3 separate regions of the Mus musculus genome follow, and all the other regions are linked to region 3. Evidence: chromatin loops called from intact Hi-C (ENCODE). Cell type or tissue: heart. All regions are shown on one strand.

Region 1 (2,500 bases), 75 kb before region 3:
GTGCTCTGACAGTGAGCCGACCCTGTATGGTAGTTAATTCCTTGGGTTGATCTGGACCATTTCAAATGGAGAGGTGACATTTATGCTAAGACTGTGTTCACTACCATAGCAATAAATCCAGTAGAATTAAGAGAAGCCAGAAGTAATACATAAGCTTTAAGGGGAGAGGCTTCCTTTTTTAATAATAAAATTTCCCTTTTAATTTTATTTTGTGTATGAATGTGTTTGCCTATATGTGTGTGTGTGTGTGTGTGTACCACATGAGTGCAGTACCAGAGAAGGACAGAAGAGGGTGATGGATGCCCTGGTAACAGAATGAAAGCATACTTCAAAAATGGCGCCAGTAACAAAAAATGGTAAGGTATAAGAGAAGCTCTTCAAAATATGGGATTATGGTGCTGAGACAATTTACTAGCACTAGCTAAGAAGGTAGGGACCAAGGAACCTGGTACTCCAACAGAAAAACAATGCAACTTACCTTTCGGAGAAATAGAACTTAAAATGGAAACAAATTGTAACTGGTAACATGAGAGGGACGGTGGTGGGGAGACAACCCAGAGTGCACAGAAGGGCCAGGCTTGACCGTTTGTTCACTCTCTGGAGAACAAGGAGGGACTTCATTAGACCTACCATATATAATTCTTTCCCGAGTCATGGTCCCAGTGACTGGTACATGTGTGTAAGGCCATTTCTAGAGAGAATTAGCTGAGGAGGGAAACCCACCCTGAACGTGGGTGATGCCATTCTATGAGCTGGGGAGCCAGACAGATAAAACGGGGAAGAGGGGAAAGGAGCTAAACGCCAGCACTCCTGTTCTCTGCTGCCCTTCCACAGAGAGGTGGGGAAGCCTAGTGGCTAGCTCCAGCAACCGCAGGCCAAGCCACTCCAGGTTGCCACGCTTTCTGTGACATGATGGAGTGGGTTCCTTTAGAATACGGACCAAAATAAATCTTTTACCTTTAAGTTGCTCCAGTCAGGATTTGTCATAGCAAAAAGGAGAGTAACTAATGTACATTCAACCCATAACTTTTGACCTTACAGAGATTTAAATGTTTCAAAAATCATTTTTTTTTCTGTCAGGGAATTTTTTTCTTAATAAACAATATCTGTAAAAATAAATACCTGCAAATAATTTTGAGTTGCTGGGAAAGATAATGTAGGAACAATTGAAAATTTCATTACATATAACAGCATTTCATAAACCTGTTCATCTACCCCCCCCTCAAGAAATGCTAAGACAAGGAGGTGCACGTTTGGGTATTAGAGATATTCTTTTAAGATTTATGTATTTTATGTATATGAGTGCCTCTTCTTCATTACTCTATCTTCATTACAACTTCGTGCCAGAAGAGGGCATCAGATCCCATTATAGATTGACCCATCATGTGGTTGCTGGGAATTGAACTCAGGACCTCTAGAAGAGCAGACAGTCTCTTAACCGCTGAGCCATCTCTACAGCCCTGGAGATCTTTCCCATTTTATTTTAAATTAAAATTTTGAGTTATCCTACAAACTGCTGAGTTTCCTGGTGGCATCTTTGTGAATATGTATTATTTGACTTTCATCTTATGTGGTCCCACCCCCCCCATAATCCTGCCTCCTCCCAGCTGCCTCCCTTTCTGTCCCCACAAGGCCTGCCTCTGCTTTCCTGTTACGTGTATTCCACTACCACCTGTCCCCCCATTTCTTTAATATCTTTCTCTCCGATCATGGTCCCCTTTGAGTCTTGACATATAAATACACACGTACACATGTAGGTATGCGAACGTATACATATATAATTTCAGATCTAGTTTCTGCATGTAAGAGAAACTGCACAGTATTTGTCCCAGTTTGGCTTATTCTGATTAACGCAATGACGCCTGTTGACATCGTTCTTCCTGCTAACGTAGAGATCATTTTGAAACAGAGCCATCGAAACGCTAAGTGTTTGGACATTTGATGGGCTACGGCTTCCTCATGCCCGGTTTAGGGGTTAAGTGGTGTGACTCAGCGTAAACATTGATTCAGCTACTAATCAAAAGGAACGTGGCCCTGTGTAAATCCTACCTGTCCTTTTCTGGTCTGAGGAACACAGCAAATGTCTTCTTCCAGACGAGGGTCAGCAACGTGACAGAGGCTGTAATTCACTGGCTGTGTGCTGTTTGTGTGGACGGCGGCAAGCGATAAGAACGCCAGTGTTTGAGCATGGGTGACTCTTGGTTTTCTCTGCTCCCATTCGATAACGTTTATATGCCTCAGCTCGCCAACAGGTGCAATCTGGCATCCCTGACCAGCAGAACCAATGCTATGGGGGGGTGGGGGGGTTGATGCTGTGAGTGGGGCAAACCGCCCAGCCCTCGTTTCTGCAAGCATCGCATTCACACGTTCGCATACTGTACTCTTTTTATTTCAGTACCGTTTAAAAGCCATGGCCTCGGAGGAAATTAAACTAACAAAGACTGTCCACAGCGAGGCTCTGAGCGCCCAGGTTGCAGGTATGGTACAAAGGGGCTGCTGT
Region 2 (2,500 bases), 190 kb before region 3:
ATGTATGTTTCCTAAGAATCACCTGTTATTTTGTTAAGTTTACTGTTTCTTTTCTATCTCACCAGTTTCTGCTACACACACACACACACATACACACACAACACACATACACACATATACAACACACACAACACGTACAATACACACATTCATCACATACACACAATATACACATATACAACATACACACACACACCTCACATTCACACAACACACATGTATACAGCACACACACACACACACACCAGATACAAATCAAGATTGATGTGGGTGAATTTACTGGAAAGAATCCTTTGTCCATCTTTAATACAAAAGTTGCTTAAAATAAAGTTTCAACTAAGCAAGGCTCATAGGGGCTCACAGAGACTGAAGCAGCAACCACAGAGCCCGCATGAGTCTGCAGCAGGCCACACTCGCCGGCCGTGGTTCTTTAGCTTGGGGTTTTTGTTGGACTCCTAACAATGGGAGTGAGGTGTCTCTGACTCTTCTCCTGCCTGCTCCTGGGACCCGTTCCCTCTTACTGGTTTGCCTTAGTTAGCCTTGATATGAGGTTACACTCCTGGTCTCATTGCATCTTGTAATGCCAAATTCAGTTGAAGTCACTAGGAGGGAGGGGATCTGGGGGAGAGGGGACACTGGGGAGGGGGGGAACTTGGAGGAGTGGAGGGAGGGAGGACGGTGATCAGGGTGTATGAGAGAAAGCAAAGTAAAAACCGGAAGTTTGAGAGGCTGGGGATGGAGTTTAGTTGTTGGCCATTGCCTAACATGTGCAAGGCCCTGACTTCAATTCTCAGCACTAAAAGCAAAAAACAAAAACAAACAAACAAAACAAAGACCATGTAGGTAAGATTTTGATATAAATTTCTAATTCATTGACTTTTGGCCAAAGAATATAACACGTATGAATTTTGACCTCTGAAACTCATTGAGTTTTGTTGTATTTTTATCTAAAACTTTTTTGTGAATATTGCAATTGTTTTTAGCGCAGAGTGTAACTTTTCTGTGTGTTGGGCACACATTTGGCAGCTTTTCTATCAAGCTTGTTCATTTCTGTGTAGTCCCTTCTCTACTTAACAGAGCAGTTTCAAAGACAAAGTAAAACATGTCTCACTATAAAGTAGATTTACATAACTTTTCTTTTTATTTTGGGCTTTGCCTTAAACCAAATGTTCTGTTGTCAGGTACATAGACTTTCAATATTGCTATGTACCTTTTTCAGACTTATTTATTTATTTTACGTATATGAGTGCTCTATCTGCATGTACACCTGCATGCCAGGAGAGGAAATTGGATCCTATTACAGAGGGCTGTGAGCCACCATGTGATTGCTGGGAATTGAACTCAGGACCTCTGGAAGGACTCTGGAAGGGCAGCCAGTGCCTTAACCGTTGAGCCATCTCCCCAGCCCTGCTATGTGCTTCTGTTTGCAATTTTTATCACGTGGTATATTTTACCCTGAAATCCCTATAATCAGATATCAATGATACATCTTAACGCTGTCTTCTTCGAAAACAGCTTTATCTGGAGATCTACAGCGATGGCTCGGTTAGGAAACCACTTATCATGCAAGCATGGGGACCTAGGTTGGGATCCGTGGAATCTCACAACAGTGCCGATGATGGCCCATGCCTGTAACTCCAGCTCTGGGTGGACAGAGAAGGAGCTTGACCCCTGGAGCTTGCAGCCACACAGTCTAGTTGAGCTGATCAACCCCAGGTTCAGTGAGAGACTGTCTCAAAATATAACGTGGAGAAAGATTGAGGAAGATACCCAATGTCTACCCTTGGTACCTCCACATACACAGGTGCATACATGCATGTGAACCCGCACTTATATGTGCACACATGAACACATACAAATACACACAAAAAGATTTTAAAATATCTTTAAGAACTTTATTGATCAGTGACTGACAAACCATATAATTCACCATTATAGTGTGTGATTCAACGGTATCTCAGTAGACCCATAGTTGTGGAACAAATTCCACAATTACATAAACGTCCTCATCATTCCAAATATCCATGCCCTGTTTTCTCTCAGCTCACCTTCCTCACGTGACCTGTGGCTGTTTCAGGAGACTCGCCTATCTGCATACTCGGTATAAGGAGATCTTGCCTTATGTGGTCTTTTATGTCTGGTTTCTTTCTCTTACTGTAATGTTCTCAAGGTTCAGCCCTAATACATACAAGGCTCATGTATGTGTTAATTAGCACTTCATTCCTTCTATTGCAAAAAAAAAAATGTCATTATATCCCTATATAGCTAGCTTGAATATAGCTTTTCCCTTCCATACCTTCACTGTGAAGTTTTTTTTTTCCCTAAGACTCTGATCGATTTAGGTCTTACCTTTATGCTTAACATGTATTTTGAGTTTATTCTTATATAATTCTTTTGTATATATCCCGTTGCCCTTCTATATTTTGTTGGTATGAACTATGGACCAGTACGCTTGAGAAGTCGGAAGAAAGATATTCTGTCACCTGTCACCTTTCCAGCA
Region 3 (2,500 bases):
AATTCTTTGAAGGGTGGATACTGGCCTGTTGCCTTCAGTGATACCTGCTCTGTAACATTTACCACATACCACTGCCACTTTAAAAAGTGGGTTTTAAGTGTTGTACAGTGCATGTAATGGCGCAGTATTGAAAAAAATAGAAACCCAATAAAATATATGAGTGACTGACTTCTTTTAACATGACCTATGGTTTTTTGGTTTTGGGGGTTTTTTTGGTTGGTTTTTTTTTTTTTTTTTTTTTTTTTTTTTTTTTGGTTTTGGTTTGGTTTGGTTTAGTTTGGTTTTTTGATACAGGGTTTTTCTGTGTAGCCCTGGCTGTCCTGGAACTCACTCTGTAGACCAGGCTGGTCTTGAACTCAGAAATCCCCTGCCTCTGCCTTCCAAGTGCCTGGATTAAAGGCATGCGCCACCCCTACCTGGGCGACCCTATGGTTTTAAGTAATCTGACCTCATTAATTGATAAAATGTAAAGCCATCAACTTTCCTGAAGTGACAATTTGATTAACACAAGAAGGAGGGGTGGGTGAACAGATCAAAATGACTAGTGTGCAGCCCCAGTCACATGAGGTCTGCCTAATTTTTCTTTTGTCCCAGGACTCAGGAGCCTCCTTTGATCTCTGTGGTGGTGACTTTGGAAATATTAAGGGCATTGCTCTTCAAGGTGGGGGAGTGGGGACCATGGTCAGAGCAAATGGGATTTTTTTTTTAAGTGACCTAAAGCCTTAACTGAATCACTCCCCAAAGACTATGCTTTCTTTTTCAGTCGACTAAGCAGTATGTTCCTGGTAAGTCCCCCAAACGTAGTGCCCTCATACACTTGCATGAGTGCTTCGCATTTCCCATGACAGCGGTGTGCGGATGGTGATGCTCTGCGATAAGCATACTCGTAGACTCCAGCATGGAATGAGAGTTTAGCTGTGTCAGAGGCATGTGTGTTTTATGTCTGGAATTGTCATTGTGTATGTCTTTGATGGTTTTTTTGTTTGTTTGTTTGTTTTAAAAGAAAGGGATGGATAATGTCTCTTTGACAGTGAACGTCCTAGCTAGGTGATTAGCCACAGTTATCTAAATAGTCTCTTATAATGAAATTCTCTAGAATATCATTTAACAACAACAGCAACAACAAATATTATTTAAGAAACTATCTGACCAACGTTCATTTAGAACTCATGAGTGGAAAGGTATTTGCTCTTGGAGAGATCACCCCCTAGTGCCCGCTTGTGTCATAGCATCTGGGGCTGTCCCGGAGCCCAGACAGGAGGCAGCCTGGCTTCACTGATGGAAAAATGGCATACAGCACAGTGAACCTGCCCTGTCTTGAGTAATATCACTATATCCTGGGCAACATTCCTGTGGAGAACCACTGATCCTCCTTAAAAGAACAAGCTCATGTTTTTCTGGGTAGGAAAATGTGCCATGAGAGCAAATTTTAGAGAGCACGTAGTTACAGGGACTAAAACAGTAGTGTCCTTTTTGAGGACCTGGTACCTGAGCCATTTGGTCCTCAGCCGGTAGGATGGATACCATTTGAATGGATGAGAGAGCACAGAAAAACTGAAGAGTCTGAGTCAGGCCTCTGCCTCCGCGTGGTCATATGACCTTGGGCCAAGTACTTTTTAATCTGGGTGACTCTCGCCTTCCCCACTTGAGCAATACAGGGGTGCGTGTGATGGGCAAACCTGAAGGCTCCTCCAGGTCTTCAAGTCTCAAGTCTGTATGTAATCAACTGCTCGCTGCTGCCCAGGGCGACTGTACAAGCTTTGCACTTGTGCTGCAGTGACCTTGGCATTACCTATATAGTTACCCTGGAAACACAGATAAGGTCAGGCCCAGCTGAGAGGTGTGTACCCACTGCTGATGAGACTAGGGGTAGCCCATTCTGAGCCTGCAGGTGATTTATACAATTGTATTGCACTTTAGTCGGGAAATGGCTATGTCATTTGTACCACAGGTTATTTGGCATAGGTGGGGGCTGGGGTGGGGTCCCCCATTCTTAGTAGCCTCATATCTCCCACTGAACTGATTTCACTTGAGAATTCCAAAATCATACATTTGAGGATCTTTTTTTTTTTTTTTCATCTAATACAGCTGTCAAGGGCAGAAAGAATAAACACCCATTCTTGGCCAAGTCTTCCTAGAACAAGTATCTAAATCCGTATGCTCTTTTTATTTTCTTTGAGAAAAGGATTCACTTCTGAGATGGAAGGGTCTGCAGTTTGCTCAAAAGGACAGCACTTTTTTTCCCCTCTGTGGTTCGCGCTTACAGGCATGGTTTGGGAGGTGGGGAAATGGCTGCAGAAGAAAAGAATCTGATCAATTCTAAACACTGGCAGTGCAGAGAGCTGCAGGATACAATGTGCTTGGCACTTCCACACCACAGCATCCAGCCTCATAAATATGGATGTGCGTTCCTGCCGCGTCACTCTCGAGCATTCCATACTACAAAATGGTCCAAATGAAATGGACAAAATATAGTTCATTTCTGCTCACATTCCAGCTG

What was found. Peaks named below come from ENCODE experiments on the same cell type or tissue, not always from the same donor. Only the 100,000 strongest peaks of a DNase experiment are listed, where the experiment ranks them.
Region 1: a loop joins it to region 3, with 5 times the contacts of the local background. A loop is called at or near these places in 21 of 42 quality-filtered maps.
Region 2: it touches region 3 in a loop (8-fold over the local background); 16 of 42 quality-filtered maps call a loop at or near these places.

The regions. Positions count from the first base shown.
Region 1 is chr5:76,767,840-76,770,339 of GRCm38, forward strand. It overlaps a transcript of Cracd not described here. Among named protein-coding and RNA genes, the nearest start is that of Gm34369, 8.3 kb to the right of the region's middle. In heart, a CTCF peak has its summit at 1,334 (motif pointing right); no DNase peak of the experiment used is centred here.
Region 2 is chr5:76,653,501-76,656,000 of GRCm38, forward strand. No RefSeq gene overlaps it. Among named protein-coding and RNA genes, the nearest start is that of Cep135, 66 kb to the left of the region's middle. In heart, no CTCF peak of the experiment used is centred here; no DNase peak of the experiment used is centred here.
Region 3 is chr5:76,842,414-76,844,913 of GRCm38, forward strand. The region is part of intron 2 of Cracd (capping protein inhibiting regulator of actin); the gene reads left to right. Among named protein-coding and RNA genes, the nearest start is that of Cracd, 3.1 kb to the left of the region's middle. In heart, a CTCF peak has its summit at 1,207 (motif pointing left); no DNase peak of the experiment used is centred here; H3K27ac peaks cover 461 bases.